Regions from separate parts of the Homo sapiens genome. Here region 2 is linked to region 1. Evidence: chromatin contacts called from ENCODE Hi-C data. All regions are on one chromosome and are shown on one strand. The core of a region is the stretch at or near the end of the contact, and the rest is flanking DNA. Distances in the headings are between cores, read along the strand shown. Region 1 holds the start of RSBN1L (round spermatid basic protein 1 like). Region 2 holds the start of GNAI1 (G protein subunit alpha i1).

Evidence for each region. Hi-C counts contacts between places; a loop is a spot of excess contacts on that map. Pooled maps may share reads with other maps.
Region 2: a pooled map shows a loop between it and region 1 (4-fold over the local background). The contact joins the promoter of GNAI1 here to the promoter of RSBN1L in region 1. A Hi-C loop is called at or near these places in 6 of 50 pooled maps.

The regions. Positions count from the first base shown.
Region 1 is chr7:77,693,134-77,698,789 of GRCh38, reverse strand. It overlaps RSBN1L (round spermatid basic protein 1 like), which reads right to left and starts at 2,331. Exons shown (of 8, transcript NM_198467.3): 1 at 1,735-2,331. The coding sequence starts at 2,320. It overlaps APTR (Alu-mediated CDKN1A/p21 transcriptional regulator), which reads left to right and starts at 2,525. Exons shown (of 2, transcript NR_134254.1): 1 at 2,525-2,894. RefSeq lists silencers at 1,111-1,210, 1,501-1,820, 2,291-2,510 and enhancers at 2,031-2,260, 1,445-2,340, 2,341-3,236.
Region 2 is chr7:80,131,708-80,136,931 of GRCh38, reverse strand. It overlaps GNAI1 (G protein subunit alpha i1), which reads right to left and starts at 2,101. Exons shown (of 8, transcript NM_002069.6): 1 at 1,654-2,101. The coding sequence starts at 1,771.

The DNA.
Region 1 (5,656 bases), core at 1,082-3,581:
TTAATATCTTGTCACTACTCCAAAAAACCCACATAGGTCATGGGAAAAGATCATTCCCACATCTTAATGTAAAACCTATCACTGTTTATATTCAGGATTAATAATATTAGTGTTAACCCTCAAAAGAAGAAGGATTCTAAATGTAATTGAAAAGACTATAAAAATTCCTCTTTAACAGCCATTTCACTTTAAGGACCATTTGTGTACTCCACATTTTAAGTTAGAATTGTTAAAGAATGCTTACTTATTTCTTCTCAAATATTCCATTACTCCAACTATGTAATACTCATATTCACTTCCTCTTTCAGAGAACTTACAGCAAATGTGCAGTTTACACACCACAAACACTAGTGATGATACCAAGCTGCATATGGACAAACTTCCAGGCACTTATCTCCTAAATTTTACATATAAATTGTTAAAACAAAATAGCTTTAAAATACTAATCACCTGGAATTCCTGACTAAAAGTACCAAAATCCCATCCTCAAAACCACTTTCCTAGAAACAACACTCCCAGAAGCTGAAAGATATTTACATTGCACCAGAGTCCCTGATGGCTATGCTTAGATGTTAAAGCTTTGCTACAGGCAAAAAATATCAAGGAAGAAGTGACACTATTGCTACATGCACATGCAGCATGTTTTAAGTTGTGAAAACAAACCATTATAATCCAAACAGAATTTTTCATGATCTGAGCTACTGTTAGATCAGCAATGCTGAAACTGCTTGACATTTCTTTTTCTAAAAAACAAAAAGAGTTATTTGACAACACTGTGTAGCAGTGCACATTTATAATAAAGATTATGCGCTTTAAGCTTGCGATCACATAAAGATTTGATTTTCAACTAGTCCGTATGTTGCACTATTGTCAGATCATTGTGTATCCGTAGCTGAAGTGGTGGAAACACCTGAAAAATTATACGACTAGCCTACATTTAAAAACAAAACTGACCCTGTCTGACAAGAACCCTTAAGAATTCGCCTTTTTCTAATGCTCAAACATTCTGCAGCCGCTTGATCTGGCGAAAAATCGTCAAAGCTCCTGGTTTTATCATTTGCTGCAGGGAAAAAAAGAATATGGCTGAAAATTCTTTCAGAAGGGTGGTATTTCAAACAGGACCACCCAAAACACTTAAGAATACGCAGCGGAGAGTAGGGTGCAGGGAGGGTACCTTACGAAACAGCGCACTTCGGGCCCTGCACGCTACCTCATTTCCCTAATAGGGATGAAAAGCTCAGGCCTCTGGTAGCTTCCAGCTGACGCCAGTGCTCTCTCCACACCCCTTTTTTGACAGGATTATCCGGGGTTGAACGCTGTGTCACAAATACGAATTCCCGCGACCACGTCTAAGTGGTCTAACAATCAATCAAGCATCTTTTACAAAACCAAACCCTTCCCCCATCCCGTTCCCTCCATCTCTCTCCCTAGCCAAACAAACCTAGGAGAGTCCTCAAGATGGATTTTCACAAATCCTGCAGCGCACTAACTGGGAGGAAGAAACGATACAGAAAATAAGAGTGTCGGCCATCCCCCTCTCTGCAACCGAAATTACAGGCTCCATTTCCTGTCCCCTTGGGAACTGCAAAATCCTCTGCTGAAAACCGGACGCCTCCCAGCCCCTCCAGGCCGGCGCACGCGGCCGCCGCGCTCCCCCTTCCCGGGCCCCGTGGGCGCCAGGGGGCGGCGGGGACCCACGGCGCCCTCCCCTCCCCCTCCCCGCACGGCACCCACCTCGGGGCAGCGGCTTCACCTCCCCGTTCTCCTCCCGGGAGGCCCCGCCGGCCTCTCGGGCCCCACCGAGACCGTGCCTCCTCCTCTCCTTCTCCCGCTTCTCCTTAGGTCTGCGCGACTTGGCGTTAGCCGAGGCAGCGGCGGCGGCGGCGGGCAGGAGGAGATGGTGAGGCTGAGCGTGCAGCAGCGTAGGAGGGACCAGCAGTTTGCGCGGCACCGGCTGAGACAAGGAAGCGGAGGCTGAGGAGGGAACGGCCGTGCCAGCGGAGAAAGAGAAACTGCTCCGAGAAGAGGACGGGGAGGGAGCAGCAGACAGAGGGGCAAAGCTCCAAGACGCGGGGCTGCCATAGCTCTGAGGCGAAGGTGCTGCCGGCGGCTGCAGCTGCCTGCTGTTCCCGCCGCTGCCCCCTTCTCCGTTCACTCTCCGCGGTGCCTTCTTCTCCTCAGTCCGGACCTTCTTGGCGGACAGAGAACCCGGAGGGTCCCGGGAGGAGAGTTGCAGCTTGCCAAACGGTTCTTTCTCCGAGACGGTGGCGGTGGGGGCCGCGGCAGCGACACAGTGCACGGGGCTCGGCGGTTCCGCCATTTTGCGCTCCTGTTGTATTTACTCTCCTCCGCTAGCCGGCGCGGGGCAGGGGGCGGGCCCTCCGCGAGGGGTAGGGAAGGGGCGGAGCGGCCAGGCCACCAGCCGGCATTGCTCCATTGGGCAAGCCACGCTGAGGGATCCACCTAAGAGCCAATCAAAGGCACAAACATCAGACGAAGGGGCGGGATCGCCACAGGGACCCTCTTCGGAGGTCAGAGCTCGGCGGGGTGCGGCTAGTGGCGGAGCGCGCTGCGAGGGGAGGGCTTTCCACTGTCGCTGGCGTGAACTCGCGTGCCCGGTGGGTATCAGGGAAGAACCCCCGCCCCGGACCCCCAGATCTGCCATGGCCGAGGTAGCGATCGTCTCTGCGGCCACGAAGACTGTTTTAACTTGTACCACTTTCCCTTCCATTTTTCCTGGGGTGCCTCTCACCCTGCATCTGCGCGTTCAGCAAGCTGGATTTCGGGAATGCTCAGTTCAGAAGAGAAAAAATTGCCGGGAATCAAGTCCTTCTTTTTGTTAGTCGGTAGTCGATTGATGGGAAGTGTTCAAAATCATTCGATGTGGTGACAAGGTACGTTATTATTGCTAGATCATGTGCTGTAATCCATTGAAGGAGATAACTTCCAGCAAATCTAGAACTTTAGTATTACTTACAAGCTTGAAGGTGAGAGTCTCCCTTTGGAGACTTTTGAACTGTTGTGACTAGACCCTTAAGATTTTTATTTTATTTATTTATTTATTTATTGGGACGGAGTTTTGCTCTGTTGTCGAGGCTGGAGTGCCGTGGCGCGATCTCGGCTCACCGCAACCTCCGCCTCCCAGATTCAAGCGATTCTCCTGCCTCAGCCTCCCCAGTAACAGGGACTACAGGCGTCCGGCACCATGCTTGGCTAATTTTTGTGTTTATTAGAGACGGGGTTTCACCATGTTGGCCAGGCTGGACTCGAACTCCTGATCTCAGGTGAGCGGCCCACCTCCGCTTCCCAAAGTGCTGGGATTACAGGCGTGAGCCACCATGTGCGGCCTTAAGATTTGAATTTTATAATAATTATTATAGCCGGGCGCGGTGGCTCACACCTGTAATCCCAGCACTTTGGGAGACCGGGGCGGGCGGATCACGAGGTCAGAAGTTCGAGACCAGCCTGACCAACATGGTGAAACCCCGTCTCTACTAAAAATGCAAAAATTAGCTGGGCATGGAAGCGCGCACCTGTAATCCCAGCTACTGGGGAGGCTGGGGCAGGAGAATCGCTTGAACCCAGGAGGCGGAGGTTGCAGTGAGCCGAGACTGCGCCACTGCACTCCAGCTTGGGCGACAGGGCAAGACTCCGTCTCAAAAAATAATAATAATAATAATAATATTATTATTATTATAACGTAGACTTGCCAGGAAAAATTCGTTGGCGATTATTTATGGATGTTTGAAAAGCAAGAATTGTTTTTTTAGGTTTCTGTATTTTAGCGTTTAGTAAGCACACTGCGTGTTCGATGTTTTGTAAGCATGTGCTTTGATTTTTGCTTCGAAAATAAGCAATTTGGGGAGATGGGTTTTAGCTTAAAAGATAAGGAATGTGGCCGGGCGCGGTGGCTCATACCTGTAATCCCAGCACTTTGGGAGGCCAAGGCGGGCAGATCACAATGTCAGGAGTTCGAGACCAGCCTGGCCAACATAGTGAAACCCTGCCTCTACTAAAAATACATAATTAGCTGGGCGTAGTGGCATGCGCCTGTAGTCCCAGCTACTCTGGAGGCTGAGGCAGAAGAATCCCTTGAATCTGTAAGGCAGAGGTTGCAGTAAGCTGAGTTCGTGCCATTGCACTCCACCCGGGGCGACAGTGCCTATTTACTCATTTTTTTAAGAATATTTTTAAGAATTTTTTTTTTTTCGGCCAAGAGTGGTGGGTGGCTCACGCATGTAATCCCAAGACTTTAGGAGGCGGTGATGGGTGGATCACCTGAGGTCAGGAGTTTGAAACCAGCCTGACTGACATGGTGCAACCCCGTCTCTACTAAAAATACAAAAAAAATTAGCCAGGCGTGGTGGTGCGTGCTTGTAGTCCCAGCTCCTCGGGAGGCTAAGACAAAAGACTCGCTTGACCCCTGGAGGTGGAGGTTGCAGTGAGCTGAGATCGTGCCACTGCACTCCAGCCTGGGTGACAGAGTAAGACTCCATCTCAAAAAAAAAAAAAAGAATGTTTTGGAGTCAAATTTAATATTGGTTTATGGACTTATTTTTATGTGCCTCAAATTTTTTAAAGTAATAACAGTATTTAATATGTAACATGAAAACTTTCTAATTGGAATTGACTGGCAGCAGATGTCTTCAAGAAAATTAGCATTGGTGGGAGAGTGGACTGAGTGGATTAGGCTGGAAATCATCTGCTAACGCACTAGTTTCGTGACCTTAGTCAGGCTGCTTCACTTGTTAGGACCTCCGTTTTCTTACCTGTTGAGTTAGCATATTTGATTACGTGATCACTAAGGTCCCTTCCACACTCAACTTATGCCATATTCAAGAAGCTTTTCAAAATCACACCGAAACCATTACAATTGAATTCATTTTTTAATTGTTGGCCCTCCTGATCTAGAAAAGTGTCTCTAACATACATTAATGTAGTGCCTGGAAACTTGCACCACTCATTCTCTAATCTCTAGCACACAGGTCTGGAAAATCGGACTTCTTAAGAGCCCAGTTAAACTACACCCTTGCCTGCATGAATTTGTTACTCCTTGCATTACATTATACTTTCATGCACTGTTATTAGGCCTGGCACTTAATTTGTAGAGCCTAAGCAAGAGTGTGGCTATAGAGGTCCACACACCATCTGTCTAAATATTTAAAAAATAAATCAAGATAACAAACTATTATATAAAATACATTCTATTCTACTACCTTGACAGATCCACTTTCATATGATCTGGAAGTCCATGTTTGAATTTAGAGTTCTTAGAGTCCCCACACTGACCCCATTCTCCTCCCATCCCCAAGTTCACCTGCCACACGGAAAGGCCATACATGCACCCAACATGTCCAGGTGTATGTCCACATCCCCCTACTCCGCAAATGGTGATGTACAATCGGCAGCTCACTCTGCCCTCAGATCTAGCCAGTCTAAAAGAGGAGGGCAGGCTCCAGGCAGACATGGCCCCTGACCTCATGGGCTCCTTGTTCTTTACAGCAAGAGGAGGGCCAAGTAAACAGAGGCCCCTTACCCAGATCTAAAGACAGGACTTGTCTGTTATTAAAACATGCGCAACTATCTCTTTTCTGTGCTGTGTAATTAGCCATTCCCTTTCAACTAGATTATTCTTGTCAACACTTAACTGGCAGAG
Region 2 (5,224 bases), core at 852-3,351, 2.4 Mb before region 1:
CTGATCTCTTCTGAACATAAGCAAAAGCCTACTCCTGGGACCTTTATTCTAGTCCATCCCTAACAGTCACCTAATTAAAGGACAAAACACCACCACCAGATGATTCATTTTTCAATTGCTTTAAACATGGTGGATGGCTGGCTCAAACTAAGAGTCACACAGAAATACACTGAAACAACGTATCACACCAGGAGAGCAAAAACTGCAAGAAAAAAACTTCTTAATCCTCTTATTTCATATCTATCTCACATTCAATTCACAAGAGAAGTACATACACTAACCTCATCAAAACACAGTATTTCTTATTAATGTAAAAACTTAGGCAAACAACATTAACTGAGAAAGATTTATGTTGGGGGCGACAGGGTGAAAAAAGCCACCCAGGTCTTTAAAATGCAAAGTTATTTCACAGTTTACTTGCAAAATGACTCAGATCATTATTACTTTTAGTCATGCCAACTTTGCTGCTCCCAAGCCTACTAGTAATGGAGAAAAAAAACCCACCATTTTTTCTGCAGTCATTAAACCAATGAAACAGAAGCTTACTGAAAACAGGTTTGTGCAACATTTCTTTTTTATTATAACTGGTATAAAAATACAAGCAGTCCTTGGAAATGCAAATGAAGATTCTGAGAAATTTTTCATCTATCTAAATACCTAGAGTGTGAGAAGAAAACATGCAAACAAAAGAAAACCCTAACTCACGAATCTTAACCTGTAAAGATTTTCCTAATGCTTCCCTCAGTGAAAACCCTGGTTTACTCTTTATTTTCTTCCCCGTCAAACATTTGGAAAAGACCTCCACGTAGCGTTTCACGAACAGAACAGTGCTAAGAACAAATAAAAGCCTTGCGTGTACCTGGCAAATCTCATTCATCAGAAACGGTGGCAGCGGAGACAGAACCCTGTTGTCTGGCGTGACCCTCTCGCTCTTTCACAGCAGTTTTCACCACTCGAGTATCTGCCTTGCCTACTACTAAAGCAAAGCTTCCCAACCCCACTTGGGTGGCTTCCATGCCCCCACAGCAAGAAAAATCAAGCATCCAGCGCAGCCTTTTCTCAGCGCAGGGGGAATGTAATCAGCGCTCCTTGACCACTTAAGGAGTCGCCATAGGAAGTTAACAGGAAAGACGCTTCAGCCCCATCTCAGAGGCCCCACAAAAGGTGCACTGATTTCACCAAACGTGGCACTCTGGGCATGAGAAAACCACAGTCGAAACACAACCTACACCGCACACGAAGAAGGGTTTTCCGGGAGGGGGTTGGTGGCGCGGGGGGGGGGGTGTTTTCATTTTCTAGCCGCGAATGCCCCTTCATCTTTACAAGGCTGAGCTAAACTTCAAAGCAAAGGGTTTCCACGCGACCCGCCGCCTCGGACTCGCGCCTGGGCTCTTTGCTGGGTCGCACGAAAGCATCCGAGTGAAGTGACGCGCCCGCCCCGCCGCGGGGAGTCCTCGCCCGCCGGGGCGGAGAGAGACCAGACACCGGGAGAGGGGGACCCGCCTTGCCTCCGCACCGCCGGACCCAGCTCCCGCTCAGAAGCCTCCTCGGGCGCTTCCTCCCCCTTCCCTCCGGGTTTCCAAACGCCGAGGGCCGCGCAGCGCCGCACCCGGTCCCCCGCCGACCCCCGGGCCCCGACCCGGCCGCCCTTACCGAGCAGCAGCAGCTTGACCTCGCGCGCCGCCTTCTCGCCGTCCTCACGGAGGTTGCGGTCGATCATCTTACTCCGCTCCACCGCCGCCTTGTCCTCGGCGCTCAGCGTGCAGCCCATGGTGCCGAAAGCGAGAGCCTGCCGCCGCTCCCTCCGCGCCCGAGTGCGGGCTCCAAGCACAGGGGAATCCTTTCTCTCTCCTAGCGGGCGTTCGAACGCCTCCCGACGGGGGCCACGCCGCCCCCACCACTTCCTAAGCGGAGTCGAGGGAGACGCTGTCCGCAAAGGGGCAGACAGCAACGGGCGGCTGTTCCTCACGACCAGGCTCTGCTTCCCGGCCCGGCTCAGCGCCCCCAAGTCCCGGGTTTGGGGTTTTGAATCTCTGGGTACAGTGGCCGCTGCACTCCCGCCGGTGGCCGCGCCGCAGCCTCGCCAAGCCCAGCCGAGCTCGGCCTCCGCGCGCCGCCGCGGCCCCGCCCCTGCCCGCCCCTCCCACCACCCCGCGACCACTCCCAGAGCGCGCGCCCGCGCACGTGCCCTCGGACAGCGCCCCCCGGCCCCGGACCCCGGCGCCGCGCCACCACTGAGGGCCTGGCGCCCCCTGGCAGCGTCCCCGGGGCGCGCCACTGCCCCGCGGGGCTGTGGCCTTCTGCCCTGGGCGGGAGTGGGGTAATTTCTTTCCGTTTACTCACACGGAGGGAGCTGTGCGTACCTGCCCCTTCGGGTGGGGGTGGGAGAGCTGCCAAAGTTGCCGAAAAAAGCCAGTTCTGGGCGTTTGAGCATGCCCAGCGCCGGCAGCCACGCAAGGTTTTTCAAAATGCAAATCCCTGTCGGCTGGTTTCAGGGCCGTGAGAAACAGGGAACTGGGGAAGGAATGGAGCCTGGTGAAACCAGAGATGGGCACAGTGGAGAACAGGAAAGTCGGGGGAGGGGACTAGAAAAGGGCACCAAGGTCACTTTCTTCCTACCTTTTGCTTCTCTTTCCTTCTTCCTATCCCTCCCTCTTTCCTTGCACTCTCACGTTTTTCACAAGAACGCATTTTGAAGGATTTCCTCGTAACCTAAAAAAAATGGAAGACAAATAATCAAAAGTATTTTTAAATGACAAGAGCAATAAAACACACCCACACAAGCCAATCTCCACATCGTAGCAGATCTCCTCTAGAGCAGCACATAAGCTTCCATGCCAAATTTGGAGCCAATATTTATGACCGTGTTTGTAACTCCTGTACCATTGGGCATGCCATTTTTACAGGCCTTAGCTTCTTTGCCCATAAAATGAGGAGTGGATCTATGGTGCTATCTCCCCATCCTTCCAGCTGTAACAATCGGCGGAGATAAGTTCCTGTGGCCCGCGGGAGGCATTGCTACTCAGCACCCAATGAATGAGCAGAGGCTTAAGATCTCATCTCTCCCTGTCAGTTGCACTACACCTTTCCCCTACAGATATCACAGGAAGCGTTAACTGATTAGAAAATGGGGCTGGTAGCAAGGAAAAACATGGTCCTTGATGTACTAAAAATTGGAACATGCTCCCTGGTTTTCATCTGGAAATCTTATTCTCTAAAAATCATTTGGGAAAACTGGGCTTGAGTTTTCCAAGGTGAGGCTGAACTGATGATACAAGCAGAATAGCTTTCGAGTAGGTCACTGAGACCACGCTTGTGAGCTAGCAGAGACTGAGTTGCCTCCTTATGGGACATGTCCTTTCCTGTTCTCCTATGGGAGTCACACCACCTGCTGGGCTGATGAGATGCAATTTCAAGATCTGCCTCAACTATAATCTTTTGTAATATAACAACAAAAAGGAACAATCTTTAAATGTACTTAGTCACCTTCTACACTGTAATTCTAGGCACTCTAAATGCTAATGTGTATCAGAACTCTGGAATTAAACTTAAGGAAATCAAATTTCAACACACTGTGTATTAGCCATTCTTAATTATCTTTTATGGTGAGTCTTTCCTATTAAGTTCGGACCAGAGTGTGGAACCAACAGTTTCAGCAAAAGAAGAAGCAGTGCTGGCTGAATATTGGTAGAAATGACTACAAAACTTGTGTTTCGGAGAAATGAAGTATGTGTAACAGAAGTTTGTCAAATAGGTAACATTACTTCCATCCTTTGAAGTTAGTCAAATAGGTGAGTTAAAATGTGATACATAAACGAATAAGAACAGCAAATTAGATTTATATGTAGCACAATTCCTAAGAGAATGCAGAGTAATGAACTGATCAGTATGGGGGGAAATTCTAAGATAAGAAAGTTTTGAAAAAACGTTTGAAGGAAATGATAACAGGATATTGGTGGGGAGTTTAAAGAAGTATGTATTAGTTCAGGCTGCCCTAAAAATACCATAGCCTGAGTGGCTGAAACAATAGGAATATATTTCTCACCGTTCTGGAAGCTGGTAAACCTAAGATTAAGGTGCCAGTTTATTCAGTTCCTCAGTGAGGGTTCTGCTGCTGCCTTGCAGATGGCCTCTTTCTTGCTGCGTCCTCACATGGCAGAGCAAGAGAGAGAGAGCTTGAAAGCAGTCTGGTCTCTCCTCTTCTTATAAAGGCCCTGTCTTAAAGGCCCCACTCTCAAGACCTCATCCAAATCTAATTACCTCCCAAAGGTTCCATCTCCAAATACCATCGTATTGTGGGTTAGGGCTTTGGAGACATTCAGGCCATAATAGGGTATATTTTGTTTGAGGGGAATAACCAGCTAAACAGTTAATATGCAAGATACGTGAAAGAGAAAACAATGGTTTTATAACTGAAAGTTGTTTGGTTGTGAAGAATGATAGGATGTGTGGGACAAAGTTGGTGTGAAGAATGATGGGATGTATGGGACAAAGTTGGAAGACAGCTTTAAATGCTAAGGTGAAGGGTTGGACTTGATACAGTGGGTACAAAGTGCTCCTTACATTCTTTCCTGAGTTGGGTACTAGATGTTAAAAAGCAAAGAAATAAAAAAACCCTCTTACCACTACATGTAAAACAAATGGGTACCAGCAAGTGAATTGTGTTAGTAATCCAAATGTGAGGTGGTGAGAGTCACTCAAGCTAATAACTTATGTAATTATGATGTTGCAAAATATGATTCAACCTTGTCAAGGAGATGAAGCAGATATTATTTATTTATCTCTTTTATACAGAGTGAAATTGAAATTATAGAGGTTAAAGCACTCTACTTCAGAATACTGTTTTTTCTTTTCAACATCATGTTTGTTTTTTAACAGCTTTTTTTTTTTTTTCCCTCGGGTTCAAGCTTTTTTGAGATATAAGTCATATGCCATAGAATTTGCCTATTTAAAGTGTACACTTCAGTGGCTTTCAGTATATTCACAGAGTTGTGCAACCATGATTACAATCAATTGTAGAATATTTTCATCACCACAAAAAGAAGCTCTGCATTCCTTAGCCATCATCTCCAATCCTTTATCTTTCCCCAGATCTAGACAACCGCTAATCTAATTTCTGTCTCTTTAGATTTGCCTATTCTGACATTTTATATAAAAGGAATCATATAGTGTACAGTATTTTGTGACTGGCTGCCTTCAGTTAGCATAAAGTTTTCAGGGTTCA